Linked DNA regions of Mus musculus: region 2 is linked to region 1. A link is a loop called in an ENCODE intact Hi-C map of the cell type or tissue named here. Cell type or tissue: heart. All regions are shown on one strand. Links, peaks and the distances in the headings refer to the core of each region. The heading gives the core; the rest is flanking DNA.

Region 1 (7,456 bases), core at 1,298-6,297:
CACCTACATGGAAAGCAGGGCGTGGCAGGTAACACCTCTGGAGGCAGAGGTGAGAGAATCCTTGGGGCTTGCCTTTCAGACTAACTTAATGGGCATGCTCCAGTTTCAGTGAGAGATGTGGCTCAATACAAGGTGAGAAGCCATTGAGGAAGACACTGGCAGTGATCTGTAGCCTCTACATGAACACATGTGCACCCACATGAACACACACAGAGACCACCACACACCCACAAAGAACATCACATACAACAACAAAAAATAAACAAGGAAGGAAGACGAGAAACTGAGCTGGGAGTGGTTGTGGCAGCTCCAGCTGTTTGACTTAGCATGGTGGACCTCTATGAGCTTGAGGCAAGCCTAGTCTACATGCCAGCTCCAGGCTAGTCAGGGTAGATAGTGAGACCCTGTCTAAAAGATAAAACAGGAGGAGGAGGAGGACAAGGAGGGGCAGGAGGAGCAGTAGGAGGAGCTAAAGGAGCAGGAGCAGGAGGAGGAGGAAGAGGAGAAGGAGGAGGTGGAAGAGCAGGAGAAGGAGCAGGAGTCAAAGGAGGAGGAGGTGGTGGAGGAGGGGGAGGAACAGGAGGAGGAGGAGCTGAGGAAGAGGAAGAGGAAGAAGTGGAAGAGCAGGGAGAGGAGCAAGGAAGCAAGATACAAGAAGGTCTGGACTAAATGGAAATGAAAGGTCTACTTTGCCATGGGAACAGAACTCTTCTTTGAAATCCACTGGAGCCATCGCCTGACTCTTACACAGACAGCAACTTAAAAATAAATGCCTGCTAGATTCAGAAGTTTTTGTTGTTGTTTTTCTTCGCCTAGAGCTTGCCCACAGGTCCACATGACCTGGATGTATTCATTTGGCCCAAATAGCATCTAAAATAATAGCAATACATTTGGTTCAGAGGCCAACATTTTTAAATCAGGAAATTTCATATTTTCTTCAAAGTCCAGTTTTGTGGTTTTTTGTTTTTATTTCTTTTCTATTCTCTTTCTTTCTTTCTTTCTTTCTTTCTTTCTTTCTTTCTTTCTTTCTTTCTTTCTTTCTTTTTTTTAATAGCTGGCTAAAGGGTTTGATAGTTAAAGGGCCACAGCCTCACTGGGCAAGAGGCATTTGGAGCAGAGCATGTTGAGGCTGTGGGTAGAGTGCTTGCCAAGCATGTATAAAGCCCTGGGATCCATCCCCAGCGCCACATAAACCAGCATGGTGATACATGATTGTAAGTGCCTCAGCATGAGAGATGGAGGCAGGGCGACCAGACGTTTGTGGCTGTTCTACATAGAGAATTCTAGGCCAGCCTGGGCTACATGAGACTATCCTGCACCAAAATAAAAAGAAGGTGGAGGAGGAGGAAGAACAGGAGGAGGAAGAGGAGGAAGAGGGAAAACAGAGGAGAAAGAGGGGAAAAGAAAGGAGAAAAGAGGTCTCTTGCAGATCTTGCATGTAGTGAGGCTTCCAGACTCATTGGTTCAGTTTTGCCCACACTGAGTCACCCATCTACACTCCCCTGACTGAGGGGGCTCCTGGTCAGGGAAACACAAGAGCCACAGCGCAGTGAACTCAGCAGAAGGCCCCCTAGTGCACACTCCAAGCTCTGTCACACTTCTTTTAAGTGTTGCTCATGCCGAAACACTCTCCTGGCTTGAAGGGAGGAATGTGTACGACTGTTCACTTTCTTATGAAAGCGTCCATATTTCTTTTTTATTCTTTAATGTCACTTTCTAAGCATCGATGTTAGCCCAGGTAGGGTGTGGGGAGGTGGGGACCGGCCAGGCCTGCCCTTTTTAGAAGGTCAGAGTCAGGGACACAGCTTCTTCATTGGCATCTCGTCCATGGGAGTGCAGGTTGAGTGCGACCTGCTCTCCAGGGTCCTCGCCTGTTTGCTCTTTGTGCTTTCCCTTTACATGGTTTTTTTGAGGAAACTGTGAGCCTGACCGGCAGCCTCTCTTTGTTGGCTTCTCTTCACCACTCACGCCAACCTGGAGGTCTATCCTTATCAACAAGCCAGATTCACGAGAGTGTCTTGTGTGGAGAAAGGACTTCTTTACCTTGTGAGGAGCCAATGCTGGCTGTGGTGATGGACCTCTGTAATCCTAGCCCTTGGGGAGCTCAGGCAGCAGGAACATGAGTCCCAAACAGCCTCAGTTCCACAGTCGCAGAGACAAAAACAAACTCGATGATGTCCATAGACCCAATCCCGTGTGTGCACTGATACTCATGCCTACTGACACAGTTCTTCACACGCACATGAAAGAGCATCAACTAAAGTTCCAGCAAGAGCAACTAATGCCGGGGCTCTGCTATCAACATAACGCCTAGCAGCCAGTGTGTGCCGTGAGCTTCCAGGGGGAGGGTTTCATGCGGTAAGTACTTGCCACACTCAAACAAGTAAGTAGATGTCAAAGAGGCACAAGGGAGCGTTTGGGGGCAATGTGTATATGCACGCTCCTTCATTCCCATGTTATCAAATTGTTAATTAAATTTGTGTAGTTAGTTTGTGTATATGTGTACATGGTGCTGGGAGTGGAACCCAGGGCTTTATGCTAAGCAGCACTCTAGCATGAGGCTACACCCCAGTGCATTAATGTGTGTGTGTGTGTGTGTGTGTGTGTGTGTCTGTGAGAGAGAGAGAGAGAGAGAGAGAGAGAGAGAGAGAGAGAGAGAGAAAGAGAGAGAGATTTGTATTTGTTTGTGAGAGTGTCTTCCAAAACAACAGCCATCTTGGAGTGTTCACTTATACCCGCTAACCTCTAACATTAGTTGCTCTTGAATAATTGGAACTATACTAGAACTTTAGTTGATCTGTTCTTGTGAAAACAAGTGTGCCAGTAGGTATGAGTACTGGGGCACCCATGTACTGGGGCACACGCATCACCTGGTCTTATTGGCTGGTACAGCCCCTTACAGAGGAACGCGAGGCCCAGTGACTTCATCTGAGTTTCCAGCTGCTTTCTACCACTTGTTGTATACAAGAGTGTCCTATAACTGGGTTCTCCATCTGTGTGGCTAAGGGAAGCCATTATCTCTGCTGAGTAAAGACTTTGCAGTGCAGCACTTTGAAGGAAGATCACCCACACCCTTCTCCTGTGCTCTGTAAGGGAACCCAATAAACTCGTTGGTTCCCCAGAGTGAAACTTGGTGGAATTCTGTCTCCACTGGACCTCAGGGGGACTTGTTTAGCAAAAATAAGTGGGCACTCACATCTCCAAGGCCCTATAACAATAGCATCAGACTATATCTTAAAGCAATCCAGAACAAAACTTTCCCTGAGCCAACCGTGGCTATTGTCACCTCTCCAGATATTGAGTAGTTTCTTCTGTGACCAGTTGTGATGGCATGAAGTATCTTTTGTAGAACTGTCGTCCATGACAGAGACAAATGTGATGGAGCAAACCTGCCATCACTGAGGCAGGAGAATCAAGAATCTGGCCTGGGTAACTTACTGAGATCCTGTCTCAAAATAAATAAAAAAGGGGGGTCTGTAATTCCATGGTAGAATTTTTCCGTAGCACCCCGAAGGCCCTGCAATCATCCCCGCCCCCAAGACTGGAGGGAAGTAAGTTACTGTGTGTCCTTCTGATTTTACAGCAGAGGAGGAGACCAAGGCACAGTGAGTTAAATGGCCAGGTCCATCCAGGCTCTTTCCAATGGGGCAGGGTCGAATGCATGATTGCTTTAGCTTTATGCGGCCATGAGGTGGCACTGTTGCAGCTGTGCCTGTGCAGTCTCTGTTGACAAACAGTTCTTCCTTTGATCTTAGGAGATTGCTAGTTCCTGTCCCAGAACTTAGGCATTTTCTTCTTCTCGAGGAAGCCTTTTAAGCCCTTTGCTACCACTGTTTATTCAAGAACAGAGAGGCTTATGAGAAGCATTTAGTTTCTTCTTATCAGAAAGTCACAGACTCGCCATGTAAATTATCTTCTCCCTGGTGGTCATTTCCCATGTTGGGGTCCAGTTCAAACCCTTCCCCCAGCCCCAGTATCAGCCACCTTCTTCCCTCCCCTCCCCATATCCGAAGAAGAACTGTGTGCGATTCTTCACAAAGGCAGCAGCTTCCAGGGGGACCTGCCGACGTGAAATCCATGTAAGAGCTCTAGCTCCAAACATGGCTTCATATGTGCATGAACACAAGTGGAATAAACCAACAGAAAGTGCCTGGGTTATCACCGGCATGGCCAGCTTTACTCACCAAAGTGTAAACAAACTGAATTCAGGCTTTGGGTCGCTAGTTTCCAATCCGATAGCACATAGCACACTGGTTTCACAGTTCCATGATACTCTCCTCCCACACACTAGTCTCAACCTGATTCCTGTGTAATCTTAAAGCTTCTAAACAAACAAACAAACAAACAAACAAACAAGCAAACAAGCAAGCAAGCAAACAAGCAAACAAGCAGCTCTGGGAGATGGCTCAGTTGGTAAAGGGCTTGCGCTGACAGGGGCCTGAGGTCAGATCCCCAGCATCAGGGGAAATTCTGTACGAGGAGATGCACTGCATGGCGGTAACCCTTGCATCGGTGTGGGGGGGACAGGTGAGTCCCAAAAGACTGCTGGCAAGAGAGTGGAGCACAGCCAGGGAGCTCCGGGTTCACTGAGAGACATGCCTCAGATAAAGTGGAAAGCAGGAGAGGTGGCCACCTGACACTCACCCTTGTGCGCACACACATATGTACAGACACAGACACAAGAGGGTTTTAAAAACAGAAAACACCTCATAAGTGAATCTGTACTCTTATATTCTCCTCCTCCTCTCGCTCTGTGTGTGTGTTTGTGTGTGTATGTGCATGTGTGTGCGTATGTGTTGGTGATGAAACCTTGGGGGCTTTGTGAAGGCCTGGTTTGTTTTTGTTGTGATGGTATTGTTTTTTAAAAATAGGGTCTTACATGTAGCCCAGGCTTACTCTGAACTCCCATCCTCCTGCCTCAGCCTCCCCAAAGTGCTGGTTTTACAGGCAAATACCACCACACCTGCCGTGGAAACATTTTTTTTTTTAAGATGGGAGACTTGCTCTTTTGTAGCTCTTCAGAAAGAAATGAATAGCAGAACAGCATCAAATACAACAAAAGGAGTGCACACACTGCTGGAGAACTCCATGCTCAGACAATCTACACCCTGCTGCTGTCATCTGCCTGTGTTCTAAGAAGCCATCTTTGCAGCCTTTCTCTCTTTCCTCTCTCACCCTGCTTCTTCCTTTTGTGGGTATGATTCCGTGAAAATAAACTTCACATGTCAACACCATCATCTTATAGAAAATACAAACAGTGTGCAGGATACGAATGGAAACAGCCCTTCCGACAGCTTCCCCATGGGTGCCTGTCTCCTTAATAACGTTATTTATTTATTTATTTACTTACTTATTTTTGAGACAGGGTTTCTGTGTAGTTCTGGCTGTCCTGGAACTCGATTTGTAGACTAGGCTGGCCTTGAACTCAGGGATCTACTTGTCTCTGCCTCCTGAATGCTGGGGCCAACACTACCAGTCTTACAGCCTATTGTTTGAGACAAGCTCCTTAATTCAGCTAGACTGGTAGATGAAGGATCCTCTTGTCTCCCTTCTCTCAGTCTATCTTTAGGATTGCAGACCTGCACTATCATGCCCCCCCTCTCCTGTAACCCCTCCCTTGAAAATGTAGGTGCTGGGAGTCTGAACTCAGGTCTTCATACTTGCCCAGCAAGAACTTTCTGGCTGAGGCAGGTTCCCAGCACCTCCAGTCATTACTTTGCAAGAAGGACTACCTTCCATGTTTGTATAGCATATTCTCTTCCCGGGTTGGCAATATGACTTTGTGCTATGACTTTCAGCAGGGCAGCGATTTTCAGAATGTGGCCTGGGAACTTGAAACACCTTATTCCTGAAGCTTGTTAGAAACCCAAATGACAAGGCCTTGTCCCAGAGGATGGGGGTGCAGTAGCTGTGCTGTAACCCCTCCAAAGTCACACTCCTGAGACTCACTGCTGTCCAGCCAGGAATCTGACCAATCATCCCAGCCCACAACTCTTTTCTTCCCTCCTCCCTTCCAGTTAGGAGAGTCTGCTTTGGTTTGATTGGTCCCCCACCCCGACCCCCGCAGAGTCGAGTTCTCTCAGGAGTGTTACTCCACCGGGGTTTGCTTCAGTCTCAGACAGGTTTCCACAAACGAGAGCGAGGTGTTTGTCATATTCCACAAGACGCTGGTCTTGGAGTTGGAGTCAGACAGTGACCTCTGCAAAGGCACTTTGAGCACCATCTGGTGCATTCTTTTGAGAATGCAAACCAAACTTCTGTGATGTAATGTGACAGGCATGTCATGCCTCTCCATATGGAGAGGCCACCTCTGCAGCCAGTATCTGGCTGCATTCTCGCCAACGCTGCCTCTGGACCACGTGACCCATTTTAGCTAGGGGCGAAAGGAGGCTCCGCGCCAGAGGCTTACATTTTCAAACCAGAATCGTTCCAGGTCCGGGCAGGGTTTCCTCTCTTCTCGAAGGCGATGCCCACTTCTACGGATTTCCTTTTAAAAATCGCAAACTAGAAGGACTCCAGCTGACTCCGGGTGTGGAGTCGGTGTGGGGCAACAGCGGTTCTTTCTTTACGGCGGGTAACCTTGGATTTTAACAATCAGAAAAACGTGAAGTGCCCTGAAGCCAGCCAGGTTCCATTTAGCTGCGAAGCTCTTACCGCAAATGTGCAGGTGATCCTTCCAGATTGCGACCTCTGTCCAACCCGTGCATTCCACAAACTTCTCCCTGAAGTGGAAGCTCCCATGACCGACGGGGTGCAGTGGCTACACCACCCACCGTCACCTTGAGCGAGAGAGGAGCGGAAAAGGAGTTCGTTTGAATCAAGCTGAAAGAAAACAATCTATCCAGACAGCTGTGCTGGGAAAAAATTGCAACTCAAAGCTCAAGACGAGGGACCTTTCATGGTCACTCTTGAAAAGGGTCTCACCTAAAAAATTCTTAAATCCACACGGAAAGAGGGCAGGCACGGACGGGGTTCGAACCCGTGATCTTCGGTTTACGAGACCGACGCCTTACCACTTGGCCACCGCGCCTGCGTTGAGGTGGCGGCCGCGCGAGCTTCTATGCTGGCGCCACTCCCATGAGCTCGCCTGACGGGCGCGAGTGCGCGCCTGAGCCGAGTGCAACCGCCCGGCTCCTCGTAGCTCGAGCGCCAGTTGCCGGCGCCGCTTGGAGTTCCCGTGGGCAGGCGCGGAGGCGGGTCCGCAGATCCCGAGCGGAGCTTGCCTGGCGTCTCTGTTTCCGTAGTTCGAATCCCAGCTCCGTCAGTGGGCTCGTTCACTTGCGCAGTCGTTCTCTTAGCCTCAGTTTCCCCTTTGGAGGAGTGCTTTTTCTCCCTCCCCAAAGGAAACAGAGATATGGTGGCTAGTTCATTAGTGCGACCTCGACTGCCTGGCTCAGTGTTGTGAATTGGTGTGTCGATTTTGCTAAATAAGACCCAACTAGCTCTTAGACTGCTT
Region 2 (7,456 bases), core at 1,405-6,404, 280 kb after region 1:
TTATTTATAATAGCCAGAAGCTGGAAACAACCCAGATGTCCCACAACAGAGGAATGGATACAGAAAATGTGGTACATTTACACAATAGAATACTACTCAGCTATTAAAAACAATGACTTCAGGAAATTCCCAGGCAAATGGATGGAACTTGAAAGTATCATCCTGAGTGAGGTAACCCAGTCACAAAAAAACACACATGGCATGCACTCACTGATAAGTGAATATTAGCCCAAAAGTTCAGAATACCCAAGACTCAATTCACAGACTATATGAAGCCTAAGAAGAAGGAAGACCAAAGTGTGGATGCTTCAGTGCTTCTTAGAAGGGGAAACAAAATACTCACAGGAGGAAATATGGAGAGAAAGTGAAGAAAAGCCATCCAGAGACTATCCCACCTGGGAATTCATCCCATCTACAGTCACCAAACCTGGATGGTATTTGGATGCTGGGAAGTGCGTGCTGACAGTAGCCTGATATGGCTGTCTTCTGAGAGGCTCTGCCAGAGCCTGACAAATACAGAGGCAGATGCTTGCAGCCAACCATTGGACTGAGCTGGGGGTCCCTGATGGAAGAGTTGGAGAAGGGACTGAAGGAGCTGAGGGGGTTTACAGCCCCACGGAGGGAGCAACACTGTCAACTGGCCAGACTCCCTTGAGGTCTCGGGAACTGGACCACCAACCAAAGAGTACACATGGAGGGACCCATGGCTCCGGCCACATATGTGGCAGAGGATGGCCTTGTTGGACATCATTGGGAGGGTGTGCGATGCTCCATTGTAGGGGAATGCCAGAGCAGGAAGATAGGAGTGGGTGGACAAGGGAGCACCCTCATAGAGGCAGGGGGATGGAGGATGGGTTAGGGGGTTTCTGAAGGGGAAACCTGGAAAAGAGAAAACATTTGAAATGTAAATAAAGAAAATCACCAATAAAACATAAAAAATAAAATTAAAAAAGAAAAGACAGTTTGGAGCCCCCTACCAACAAAATCATAACGATGATTTCCAGAACTCTGAGGAGTACATTTCAAGAGCACACCTGGGAATCTTCTTTTCTTTTACAAAAATTCCCTTCCATCTTAAAACCCCTCTCTACTACCCACAAGAGAAACCAGTGGATATCTGAGACCTGGACAGCTCCTTTACTCTCCCACCAGTCAGGACACACATCTTTGCTCTTTTATTCCTACAAGGAATTAAATGTAAAATGAGGCCTAATTGGTGAGCAATATCTAAGCAATGACATTTGAAGTTGACTTCTGGCATCCACTGACAGGTGTAAACACACACACACACTAAACACTTGCAAAAACAGATCTGAAAAATGTGAAATGCTTTATGACACATGTCAATCCAATGAGTAATTCGAATTTGGGGCTGTTTTGGGGGATGAAGGATGTAGCTAGCCACTGTGTGAGAGGTTAATTCCTATGTCAAGGGCACACTTTCAAAGTTTGTATAAAATCTGGACACAGACACATACATAAAACTATACACAAAACCACACACACACACACACACACACACACACACACACACACACACACACACAGAGCAACAGTGACAGAGATTTGAAGACAAGCCACTTACATCGGGCTAAAGATGTCTCTGAAGTTAAAAGCATGCACTGTTCTTGCTAAGGAGTTTGGGTTCCCAGCATCCATATCTTGGCACTCACAACCTCCTGTAACTTCACCTTCAGGGCTCTGACTCCCTCTTCTGGCCTCCTAGGCACCTATACTCACATATCCCCACATAGATACACATATGCATGATTAAAAATAAATTGAGTCTTTTTTCTAAATGTGCATATATGTTAAAAGACAGCCATAGGAACAGATAGGGGCTGCATGAGAATTGGGAGAGGGGGAGGAAAAGATGGGGAGATGAAGGAAATAATCAAGCCTTTGGGGTAAGGTGAGCCGTCAAATGAAAGCAGGAAAGCCCCGTCTCAGGTTAGCCAGCAGAGCAGGTGTCCCCAAGAAAATATCTATTTAGAAAAAAGGGAAAAGTCTCTTTACTATCTATTGAGGGTGTTTTAGAAGTCAGAAAAGCCCTACATAGTTTTTAGAAGCTCATAAGCAAGGCCATGTGTAGAAACATGCTCATATTTTTCCAATCAAAGATATTTACATGAAAAATAAATCTGGGCCACCCTGCCTCTGAGGCTGTATACTTTTGATTAACTCCACCTGACTAGATGCCTTTTTTTTTCCATTTTAAGTGTACATGTGCTCATTTCCCCCTAATTTAATCAGCTTGCTGGTGTACACACCTCCAAGTGTTTAGTAATTTCATGCGTGTGTTTTGCAAGCACAGGTGACAGCAGCCCTCAAGTGCACTCAGGCTGTAGACTTGACTCAACTTGCTTTCACTGGCTCAAGAATGGGCTTCTCTGTCCTGTGGCTGCCTGGGGTGGGGAGGGGGCGGGGTACAACTCAAGGTGCCTCGGTTTTCCATTGCTACCTAAGGTTTCTACCCACGTCTTCTCCTGAGCCATTGCCAATCCTTGCTCACCTGATCCCCTGGCTTCCACTCCCTCCAGGCCTGTGAACAGGCCGCTGAGTAGTAGAAGTGAGTGGCGCTTGCAGTGGCAGACACTCTGGAGGGCAAGGTGTGACACTCAGCCCTCTGTGGTGTGGTCCCTTTACACTGGTCTTTTTATGTGTCTTCACTAAATATAAGTAACAAATCCTTAGACATGGACAAGTAAGGAGCCCCCAGGAGATCACAACGAATATAGTGTTGGACAGCTGGTTTTTTTTTCCTCCACTAAAGTGTCTGTCTGCCTGTCTGTCGTCTATCTGAACCACTGGGTCATGGCATGCCAAGAAAGCACTTCCTAAGTTACATATTCACAACCCTCTTTACCTTTCCTTTCGGGATAGTCTCACCAAGTTGCCCAGGTTGGCCCTAAACTTACTTTACAGCCCAGTTACTTTTCATTTTTCCTTAGTGGCTGGAATTGCAGGTCTGTGTCATCAGGCTTGGCTAACTATATTTCTTCTTTAAAAACAAACAAACAAACAAACGAACATTAAAGTTTAGTGTGGCAGTTCACTTTTATCTTAGCACTCAGGAGGCTGCTGTAGGGAGATTTTGCCTTTGACACTAGCTTGGGTTGTCTCAAAAACAAAACCAGTACAATTGGAACAAAAATCACTGGTCGGGTTTCTATGCTGTAAGGTGCACACAGGTAGGCACGGCTGCTGGTTTTGGGTGCGTGTGTCGTAGAACCGCTGCCACTAAGGTCACAAACCTTTTTATTTTTTAATTTTTATTTATTTATTTATTTATTTATTTATTTATCTATCTATTTTTACCTATTCTTGGTGTCTTTGCGGAGGTGGCCAATTTTTATCTTCAATCGGGAAGCTTCTTGGTTTTGACGGATTCGACTTCTAGAAGCCTAGGGTTTAACGTGGGGTTTCCGGCAATCTTAAGAAATTCATACCACTTCCCCTAAATATATTTCTCCCTCAAGGGGGAAAATGCTCTCTGACCGACCAGACTCCGGACTTCTGGTCTGACTCAGGCTTGTCCCGGGGCGTGCTGGGGCTCCGATGAGAAGCAGCGACTATTCTCTCCGTTTGTTCATGAGTCATGCTGCAAGTCAGGAATCTTCCCCACCCCCACCCCGCCTTCCCTGCTTTCCCATGTCATGCTTAGGCAAGAACCAGCAGAGGCAGATACTCCCTATTCAAAGCGTCTCCGTCCTTAGTCCAGTACCACAGCGTAGTGTAAGACGCGCGACTCAACGGGGACCCCTACTGTCGAGACCCGGAAGGACAGCGTGGGCGCGGAGGTTTGCTTGGAGCACACCCCAAAGGCAGTGTCGGTTCCCGCCCACCCTCGCCGCAAAAGTACCTGCACATTTCTGTTCGCTTTGTTTTAGTCAGTGAAAATGCTGGGTTTCATCACGTCGTTTTCATACATATCATAATCCTTTGCTCACAGTCACTCTCAATTGCCTTCTTGTGTCTGTCTCTCCTTTTCCCTGCCGCAGGTCTTCTTCCTCATCTACTGCCATGCCACATATATTTATAGTTTAATTAATTCTTTTTTAAAAAAAGAAGTCCAGATTCCTCAATGAGACAAAAAGTAATATTTGTCTCAGGCCGGCTTCTTTAAAAAAAAAAAAATCCCCCCCCCCCACAAAAAAAAAAACCCCTTGACTGTCTACAGTTCCACCCATCTCTCTGAACTGACCCAAGTCTTCTTGTCACAATACACTAATGGGGCTGATGGCAGACCCTGGCTCTTGCTAATAGTGTTGCGATAACCGTGGGTGTGCAGTGACCTATTGGGTGCTGCTCCAGGCAGGAAGCCACAGAGCAGCAGCTGGATCCTCAGTACAGTCCCACACTCATTTGCCCCACCCTCATCTCATCTATTAGTGACAAGAATGTGGTCTGAGTCTCAAGTTTTCAGCCTCTGTCAGCACTGGAGCAATTAATCATACTCGCTTCCGGGATGAACCTTCCCCAAGCTATCAGCCTCCCCTAAGGGAGAGCTTTAGGCTGTGAGCCAGAGGTTTTCAGGACCGTGAGGACTGAGAAGACCCAGCTTAAAAAAGCCCAAGCTGCAACTTCTTAACCAGTGCTTTGGGGGCCCTGATCCCAAATTTCCCTTCCACGGGTCCTGATGGGAGTTTGTGGATGCTTCAACTAGGATGAGTGTCACGGCCATGTCAACCTGAGATTCATCTGCTGTGTGGATGTGTCGAAGCACAGGGCTCTGTTTTGAGACCCAGTCACCATAGCAACCCAGCTGCCCCAGTTACAGTGCTCTCAGCACCACCAAAATAACAATCCTCTCCAAGCTGCTGAATGTCGACTTTCAGCTCCAGGTGACAGTAACCAGCACACATTTTGATTTCGTAAGTTTTTGGAAGGAGGTTTTAAGTAATAATAATAAGCCTCTGAAGCTGGGTTACGTATGTAAAGGGGCTCTAGGCTGATCCTTTGTTATCTTCCAACACCCACAGACCACAGAGCCAAACAGCAATGCTGTTACAAAGCAGCAGGAAGAAGAAAGGAGCTCGCTGTGATTTCCTGGGGCTTGACACTTCCCTCCCAGGTTAGGGGTAAACACGAGAACATAAATGATGGCAACCCAGACAGGTTTTCTGTAGGTGTGACAAGCTAGAAAAGCAAAATCCATCTTTATTTTTCCTCTTCCCAACCCCATTCTCAACACATTTATTCAGTGGTGTGTGTGTGTGCGCGTGCGTGCGCGTGCGTGTGCGTGCGTGCGTGTGTGTGCGTGCGTGTGCGTGTGCGTGTGTGTGTGTGTGCATGTCTGTGCGTGCTTGTATCATTGAGTTCAAGCCATGGTGTACATGTGGGGTTTAGAGAACAACTTGTAGGAGCTACTTCTTCCCTTCTACCATGTGGGGCATGGTGACTGAATTCAGGCCATCAGACTTACCTGAAAGCATCCTTACCCACTGAACCATCTCAGTGGTCCAGCATCTTCTTTCCTTTAGTCAGCTCTGCTCCGCCTTCATTCATCTTGGTCACCTGCTAGCGAGACTACCTTCTCTCTGATGCTAGCTGACTTGACTCTTCCTGGCCTTCACCCTTTCCAGCTTCACAGCCTCCCAGGCTGTCCCCCCTGGATTCTCCACACCTGTCACCCACAGTGACCTTCTCTGGTTGCAGTGTAAGCTGACCAGCACTCCCTGCTGACTAGGTACATCACAGGTGCTAGCTGGTTCCGTTTCTCCACCTCCTCTAGATGGAGCCATTTTCTAAAGTTCTATTGTTCCTCAGAGGCCCTCAGCATTGCTTTAATGCCAGCATCTACTACATCTCCATAATACACTGTCTCCTGTCTCTGACTTACAATCAAATAATTAATTTAGAGCTATCTTTCCCCTGGGGGGAAAAAGACCCTTTCCAGACTTGCTTTAATTTTGTTAGATATTCTTATCATCTCTTGAGTCCAGGCTTAAAACTGGACATCACTTAGATTTAGTCTTTCCCTAGGCATTTTGCTGCACAGACTGCGTGTGCGCGTGTGCGTGCACATGCACATGTGAGGTCACAGAGCAGGACATCATCAGGTGTCTTCTCCTGTGCTCTCAATGCCTGAGGTGGCACCTGTCACTGAGCTTCACCTCTGTGCTGTATATTGCCTGACTTCTTACGTGGGTACTTGGGATTTGAACTCAGGACATCTCTTGTAGAGCAAGCTTCCCTCCCCAGCGCGTGATGCTTCTTCAGTTTATGTCCCTTTTTTTCCATTTCTGAAGCCTCAATTCAGTTGTGACCCTCATTTCCCATTGCTGGGGCTGTTACAGTGATTCTGGACATGGCTTCTGTCCCACCTCCCACTCTTGCAGGGTAGCCAGAAAGCATAGCCATTTCCCAGCTCAGTTGCTCTGGGTTGGCTGGCCCCGCGTGGATGCCGTGGATGCCCCTGTGTGGGTGTAACTTCCTCCTCTGATCTCTGGAGCCCTTTCATCTCTCCTGTGGCCTTTTCTGCCTTTGAATTCTCTTTGCTGCAGGACTGAGTGAGGCTTATGACCTGGACTGTGACACATCAGAAACAGACTTGCCCTGTCACACTTCCCATGCTCTCTCCTCAGCAGCCGCTGCGTGCAGCTCTGCCCAGAGATAAAGCTGCACAGGGAGCCAGTCCCTGACTAATCAAGAGCTACTCTCTCGCTGACAGATTCTGGAGGCAAAATAAACCCTTTCCTCCCCAACTTGCTTCTTGGTCATGATGTTTGTGCAGGAATAGAAACCCTGACTAAGACAACCAGTATGAAGTGTCCTTCCTTGTCCTTTTTGATAACTTTAGGTTGAAAGTTGATTGTATTCGATATTAGAATGGCTACTCCAGCTTGTTTCTTGGGACCATTTGCTTGGAAAATTGTTTTCAGCCATTTACTCTGAGGTAGTGTCTGTCTTTATCACTGAGGTGGGTTTCCTGCATGCAGCAAAATGTTGAGTCCTATTTACGTATCCAGTCTGTTAGTCTATGTCTTTTTTAGGGACTTGAGTCGATTAGTGTTAAGAGATATTAAGAAATAGTGATTATTGCTTCCTGTTATTTTTGTTGTTAGAGGTGGAATTATGTTTGTGTGGCTATCTTCTTTTGGGTTTGTTGAAAGATTACTTTCATGTTTTCTCTAGGGTGTAGTTTCCCTCCTCGTGTTGGTGTTTGCCATCTATTATCCTTTTAAGGGATGAATTTTAGGAAAGATATTGTGTAAATTTGGTTTTGTCATGGAATATCTTGGTTTCTCTGTCTACAGTAACTGAGTTTTTCTGGGTATAGCAGCCTGGGCTGGCATTTGTGTTCTCTTAGGGTCTGTATGACATCTGCCCATAGATGTATGATCTTCTAGCCTTCATAGTCTCTGGTGAGAAGTCTGGTGTAATTCTGATAAGTCTGCCTTTATATGTTACTTGACCTTTTTCTCTTACTGCTTTTAATATTCTTTCTTTGTTT

Evidence for each region. Peaks named below come from ENCODE experiments on the same cell type or tissue, not always from the same donor. Only the 100,000 strongest peaks of a DNase experiment are listed, where the experiment ranks them.
Region 2: it touches region 1 in a loop (7-fold over the local background); 5 of 42 quality-filtered maps call a loop at or near these places.

Annotation. Positions count from the first base shown.
Region 1 is chr16:13,436,897-13,444,352 of GRCm38, reverse strand. Gm41421 (a long non-coding RNA gene) reads right to left here. Exons shown (of 2, transcript XR_875921.2): 1 at 6,925-7,456; 2 at 4,152-6,779. n-TTcgt5 (a tRNA gene) reads right to left here and starts at 7,030; the gene lies at 6,959-7,030. In heart, for the core only: CTCF peaks have their summits at 3,687 (motif pointing right) and 6,224; DNase peaks (open chromatin) are centred at 3,642, 6,052 and 6,282; H3K4me3 peaks cover 500 bases; H3K27ac peaks cover 826 bases.
Region 2 is chr16:13,156,624-13,164,079 of GRCm38, reverse strand. Gm32596 (a long non-coding RNA gene) reads left to right here and starts at 4,785. Exons shown (of 3, transcript XR_384684.2): 1 at 4,785-4,874; 2 at 4,983-5,074. In heart, for the core only: CTCF peaks have their summits at 1,727 (motif pointing left), 3,560, 3,763 and 5,727 (motif pointing right); DNase peaks (open chromatin) are centred at 3,679 and 4,399; H3K4me3 peaks cover 1,173 bases; H3K27ac peaks cover 1,906 bases.